2 separate regions of the Mus musculus genome follow, and region 2 is linked to region 1. Evidence: chromatin loops called from intact Hi-C (ENCODE). Cell type or tissue: gastrocnemius. All regions are shown on one strand. Links, peaks and the distances in the headings refer to the core of each region. The heading gives the core; the rest is flanking DNA. Region 1 holds the start of Coq2 (coenzyme Q2 4-hydroxybenzoate polyprenyltransferase). Region 2 overlaps Sec31a (Sec31 homolog A (S. cerevisiae)).

The links. A loop is a pair of places that touch in the nucleus more often than their neighbours do. Peaks named below come from ENCODE experiments on the same cell type or tissue, not always from the same donor. Only the 100,000 strongest peaks of a DNase experiment are listed, where the experiment ranks them.
Region 2: a loop joins it to region 1, with 2.6 times the contacts of the local background. A loop is called at or near these places in 3 of 42 quality-filtered maps.

Annotation. Positions count from the first base shown.
Region 1 is chr5:100,673,801-100,676,711 of GRCm38, reverse strand. It overlaps Coq2 (coenzyme Q2 4-hydroxybenzoate polyprenyltransferase), which reads left to right and starts at 2,456. Exons shown (of 7, transcript NM_027978.2): 1 at 2,456-2,723. The coding sequence starts at 2,471. In gastrocnemius, for the core only: a CTCF peak has its summit at 1,570 (motif pointing left); DNase peaks (open chromatin) are centred at 1,560, 2,444 and 2,756; H3K4me3 peaks cover 1,612 bases; H3K27ac peaks cover 1,565 bases.
Region 2 is chr5:100,393,476-100,396,386 of GRCm38, reverse strand. It overlaps Sec31a (Sec31 homolog A (S. cerevisiae)), which reads left to right. Exons shown (of 28, transcript NM_026969.1): 8 at 486-585. Among named protein-coding and RNA genes, the nearest start is that of Sec31a, 21 kb to the left of the region's middle. In gastrocnemius, for the core only: no CTCF peak of the experiment used is centred there; no DNase peak of the experiment used is centred there.

The DNA of each region.
Region 1 (2,911 bases), core at 412-2,911:
TAGCCGATAGGTGTATGAGAAAGGCACGGCCGCATGAAGACCAGTGCTCAGTTACATTACTGAATGTTAAATGCAATAACATTGAAGTTTCCCTAATCTTTCTTGTCTGCCTTGTTAGTGAGACCTTTTAAGCTCACATGCCTGTTAGCTTTTAATCTGCACCTTATCTTATTGCTCCAATGATTTTCATTATTTATTTCACCCTTGTGGTTCACAGCCTCTCCACAAAAAGAATACTTTCCAAGTCCAGGAATAGAACTTCCCAGGGCATATGAGTTTGAAACCATTTTTACCTTCTTTAAAAAACAAAAAAACACTCATGGAAGGAGTTACAGAGACAAAATTTGGAGCTGCGACGAAAGGATGGACCATCTAGTGATTGCCATATGCAGGGATCCATCCCATAATCAGCTTCCAAACGCTGACACCATTGCATACACTAGCAAGATTTTGCTGAAAGGACCCAGATATAGCTCTCTCTTGTGAGACTATGCCGGGGCCTAGCAAACACAGACGTGGATGCTCACAGTCAGCTATTGGATGGATCACACGGCCCCCAATGGAGGAGCTAGAGAAATTACCCAAGGAGCTAAAGGGAACTGCAACCCTATAGGTGGAACAACATTATGAACTAACCAGTACCCCGGAGCTCTTGACTCTAGCTGCATATGTATCAAAAGATGGCCTAGTTGGCCATCACTGGAAAGAGAGGCCCATTGGACTTGCAAACTTTATATGCCCCAGTACAGGGGAACGCCAGGGCCAAAAAGGGGGAGTGGGTGGGTAGGGGATTGGGGGGGTGGGTATGGGGGACTTTTGGGATAGCATTGAAAATGTAAACGAGGAAAATACCTAATAAAAATAAATAAATAAATAAATAAATAAATAAAACAAAACAAACAAACAAACAAAAAACCAAAAAAACCCAAAACCTCAAACATTTATTCCATGTATTTAGTTATTTAGTGTGTGTGTGTGTGTGTGTGTGTGTGTGTGTGTCTCCCACGGAAGGCCACAGACATCATGTCACAAAAGCAAAAGGTTGCTATTGACCCTCTATGGAGTTAACAGAACAGGGCAGAGAGCCATGGTCGCTCCTGCTTCATGCTAATAACTATTCTTTGGACTCAGTCTAGTCTTTACTTTTATAATGTCCTACTACCACTGCAGGACAAGTTGAAATGGGTTTGAGAGTGAAAAAGTTAGTGGACTTTAAAATACATTTTTTTCAAATAAAAAAAAAGCAATTTTAAAAAACAGCTTTATCATCCTTTCCCTCTAAAATAGAAAGCATTCGCAATGATTTTTGCATTTTAAATATTGTGTTGGGAACTCCAGGCAAATGGAAATAGTGTGCAAGTGTGAAAGAGCCTCGTGTTTGGCATGGCGGCACCTATGCTACCTGAAAGGGTGCTTGAAAATAAACAGCGTGGAGGCAACTTTTGGGAAAAGAAAGGAGCCTCAAAGGCCGCAAACCTGTAGAGGAGCTCAACTGGCAAGCAGCAGATGGAGCTAAAAGATCAAAGGACCAGCAGCGCTTCCCAGACTGCAAAGGCCAGCGCGCCCCCTGCTGCACCTTCCTCAAGCGCCAGGCCAGGATCACAGAACTCACTTCATAGGCTTTAAGGAAGGGCACCGAAAAGGATACACCACCATCTCAAAACACTAAAATCCAGATAAGCGACTTGTCCAGAGCCAGTCAGTGAGGGGTTACCGTGGAATAACACATACCAGGTACCTGCAAACATGCAACGGCCAACTATATTAACAAGGGTCGCATAAAGTTGGTTATTGTTTTGTTTTTCTTTGTTTTATTTTTCAAGACAGGGTTTCTCTGTGTAGCTCTGGCTGTCCTGGAACTCACTCTTTAGTAAGCTGGCCGAAAACGTAAAGATCTGACTGCCTCTGCCTCCCGAGTGCTGGGATTAAAGGAGTGCGCCACCACCACCTGGTTATGAAGTTGTTCTTGAGTGAAACTGCATCCTTTTTAGCTGTCAAACTTAGGTTCACCTCGAGTAAAGAATTTCCCTTAAGTATATAGATATAGATAGATATACTTAAATTCATATATATGTATATATATGAGTATATGTATATATGAATATACATATATAAAAATTTACATAATTTGATTTGGCTTTTTGTTTCCCTTTTAGTGTTAGAAGGTGAACATTCCATGTAGTTAACATTTTTGGACTTAAGTTTTTCTTTTTATGGTAGAACTATTCCATACAAATAAACAAACACTCTCCTTTTGAGTTCATTAAGAAGCCTGGAGATGGAGAGATGGCTCAGCGGTGAACAGCACCTGCTGCTCTCCTTACAGAGGACCCAGGTTTGATTTCTAGCACCATACGGCTCAGCCCGGTCTGTAAATCCAGTTCCAGGAGCGCGCGCGCCACCACTGCGCATGCCTGCCCGCGGCCCGTCGCCCTGGATGACGCCACCGACCGGCGTCCAGCCTGGCGCCATGCTGCGCTGGGGAGGCGCGGGGCTCGCGCGGGGCCTGCGGGCCGTTCGGTCCGCATGGCTGCGAGGTCCGCGCGGGCTCCCATTGGCCCTGGTGCGCAGCGCAGGGGTTCCGGGCGCGCGGGATCGGCGAGCCCCGGCCCCCGGGACGCAGCGGGGCCGAGCTCTCAGCCTGTCGGCCGCGGCCGTGGTGAACTCGGCGCCCCGCCCGCTGCAGCCCTACCTGCGCCTCATGCGCCTGGACAAGCCCATAGGTGAGTGGGGCGGGCTGGGCTGCGCTGCGCTCGACAGCCTGCCTGCCTGAGGAGCAGGGCCGCAGTGACCGCGACTCCGCTGCGATGCACCCATTGGGCCAGTCCCCTCGGGACTCGGTCAGGACCTTAGCCAGGGACACGCAGATTTTCCCTCGCTCTGAGCCGGGAGTCCCGGAGGCGGACGTTGA
Region 2 (2,911 bases), core at 132-2,631, 280 kb after region 1:
AGAGATCTGCCTGCCTCTGCCTCCCAAGATGGGATTAAGGGTGCATGGCACCACAGCCAGCTATACAGGGCACTTTTATCTCAGTGTTTTCTCATAAAACGTAGCCTGTGACATTATTTCTAGTCGATGTGGTTGGGCCTTTGCTCTCATTCTTACCATCTACAATGCTGTGCACAGTGCTGAGCTCCCTGTGTCTGTGGCATCCATTACCAGATTGCTGTTAGCAGTACGTGAATCCCTGAGCCTGCACAGGCCGGACTGGAAACTTGCTTTCCTCAAGATGGGTTTTCTTCGTCTGTGTGTGTGTGTGTGTGTGTGTCTCTGTGTGTGTGTCTCTGTGTGTGTCTCTGTGTGTGTATGTGTGCCTGTCTTTCTCTTCCTTCTTTTCTTGCGAGGTTAACGGTTTGGACTAGTAAACAGAGAAGTGAGTTCCGTCAGTATACTGTTCTCATTTGTTCCTCTCTCCCGCCTATTTTTTTTTATAGGGGGATTTTGGCAGTTGCTTGGAGCATGGCAGATCCTGAGTTGTTGTTAAGCTGTGGAAAAGATGCTAAGATTCTCTGCTCTAACCCTAACACAGGAGAGGTAGGAGGAGGGGTGCTTCTCAGCCTGTCAGCCCTTGGAATATCTTACTTCTACCTGAATAAGAATTTTCCACATGGATATTAAGCACATAATTATAATTAAAACCATTGGAGGAAGGTGACAGATATTAATCCATCAGAACTCTGTCAGGAACATTACCCAGGCTCATTTCCTTTAATCTTTAAAATTAATCTTTCTCTATTGGAACATAGATTCTAGCTACAGTCTTCTTTTAAAAATCACTATTTTTATTTTTGTGCATTGGTGTTTTTATGTGAATTGGTGCTTTGCATGTATGTGTGTGTGAGGACGTCAGATCCCATAGAACTGGAGTCACACACAGTCGGGAGCCAACATGTAGGGGCTGGGATTTGAACCTGGGTCCTCTGGAAGAACATGGAGTGCTCTGAGCCATCTCTCCAGCCCCAAGCCGTAGCCTTATATCTTTTCCTCTTCTCTATTAAAGTAAGTAGACCAATTATTGCAGGTGCTTTTGTAGTTGCTCTGCTGGAAAACTAAGACAAATGTGAATGGCTGGGGCTGGAATTGTGGCTCAGTGGTCAAGCACTTGTTTAGCCGGTGCCAAGGTTTAGGCTTGGTTTCCAGCACCATTAAAAATTGTCTTCTGGCTGGCAAGCTGGCTCAGCAGTTAAGTCTGGAAACCTGTTTGATTCCTGGAACCCTCATGAGAAGCAGGATGCAGTGGCTCCATGCATAGCCTCAGCACCCCTCCAGCAAGGTGGGAAGCACTCACCTCTGTTAACTTGGGTCTGCAACAGCAGAAAGGAGAGAATTCACTTCCACAAGGCAGGAGGAGAGGGAGGGCTGACTCCTGAACTTTGTCATCCACGGGGTACTGTGGTGCATGCCTCCCGCACTTACCCGCCATGCACACGCACATGCACACAGAATACTGAATAAGTGAGGAAATGTTTCAATACATTTCCCTCTCTTAGGTGTTGAGAGTTAAGCACAGGGCCTTAGATGCTGGGCAGGGCTATATGCTGGGCCTGGCCTGTCAGTAGACTTTTATCTGTCTTATAAAATAAAAATAAAAGTTCCTTGGTTTCCAGTTTAAAGTTTTAGATTATGTTTTTGTAGGAGTACAGAAACCTTAAGGTTAGGGGGCTGAGAACAGAATTAACCCAACAATAAATTCTGCCTGTGGGATTTGAAGCCAGGAAAAAAATTCATTTATCAAATAAACGTTTGCATATGGTTGTATTTTATGGGATTTAAAGGAATTGACTTTTCAGTATGTATATATGCGACAACTAAAATAACTAGATTTTCTAGTTCAGTGAAGTTTCAGGTTACAAATGAGCCAGTGCAAGCATCAAAGACGTGAGCAGGCGGGAAGCTTCTTCACTGTGTGGTTGGGGTTTTGTGTTTGTTTGGTTTTTGTTTTGTTAATTCCATACAATACCAAAGTTAAAGTCATTTGGCTTTTCTTAAGGCCTCAGACGCATGCTCCTAAATTTCCCCGTTATTATCACACTCTGGGTCAGCAGAATTCTGATAACTTTTTATTTATTTTTAATTTCCTCTGTGTGTATATGTTCATGTACATACAAATGCACGTGCACTTATGTGTGTATGTCCTGGCTGCCAGAAATTAACAGTGTCTCTTTGTCCGTTGCCTTGCTACCTGTTTTTTGAGACAGAATCTCTGATTGGCCTCCCTCAGGAATCTTCCTGTCTCTGCCTCCCCAGCTCTGTGGTTACAGGCAAGTGTGGGTGCAGGGGCTTGAACTGTGGTCCTCACGCTCAGCCCTGGAACAGCGTTCTAAAAGTTGTCCATGGCCTTTTCCTTTATGGGAAACTTGGCTGGGATTCCTTGGCAGTAGGAATGGCATGTGCTTGTTTTCCCTTAGCCTGAAAGCTAGAGTTGGCAGTTCTGTCTAAGGGTGTGGCTTACGGGGTGTCATCTTTTTTTTTTTTTTAATTTAATTTAAAGTGTTCTTTTACAAATACATCCTCAGGCCAGAAGAGGGCATCAGATCCCATTACAGATGGTTTTGAGCCACATGTGGTTACTGGGAATTGAACTCAAGACTTCTGGAAGAGCAGCCAATGCTTTAATCATTTAGCTATCTCACCAGCTCATACAGTTTGATCTTTAAATGACCTAAATATAGTTATTTAGATCTCTCCAGGCAAAACCAGTTGGGGGGGGGGGGCGGTGCGCATTAGAATTTGGTAAAATGTTCAGTTTGCCTGCTCTTGACATTTTAGGAAAACAGACTACTGAGTAGCACTCCTGTCCTTCTTGGACCATCCCAGGATCACTGTGCTGTACGGAGAACTTAGTCTTGGTTTTCTTGGC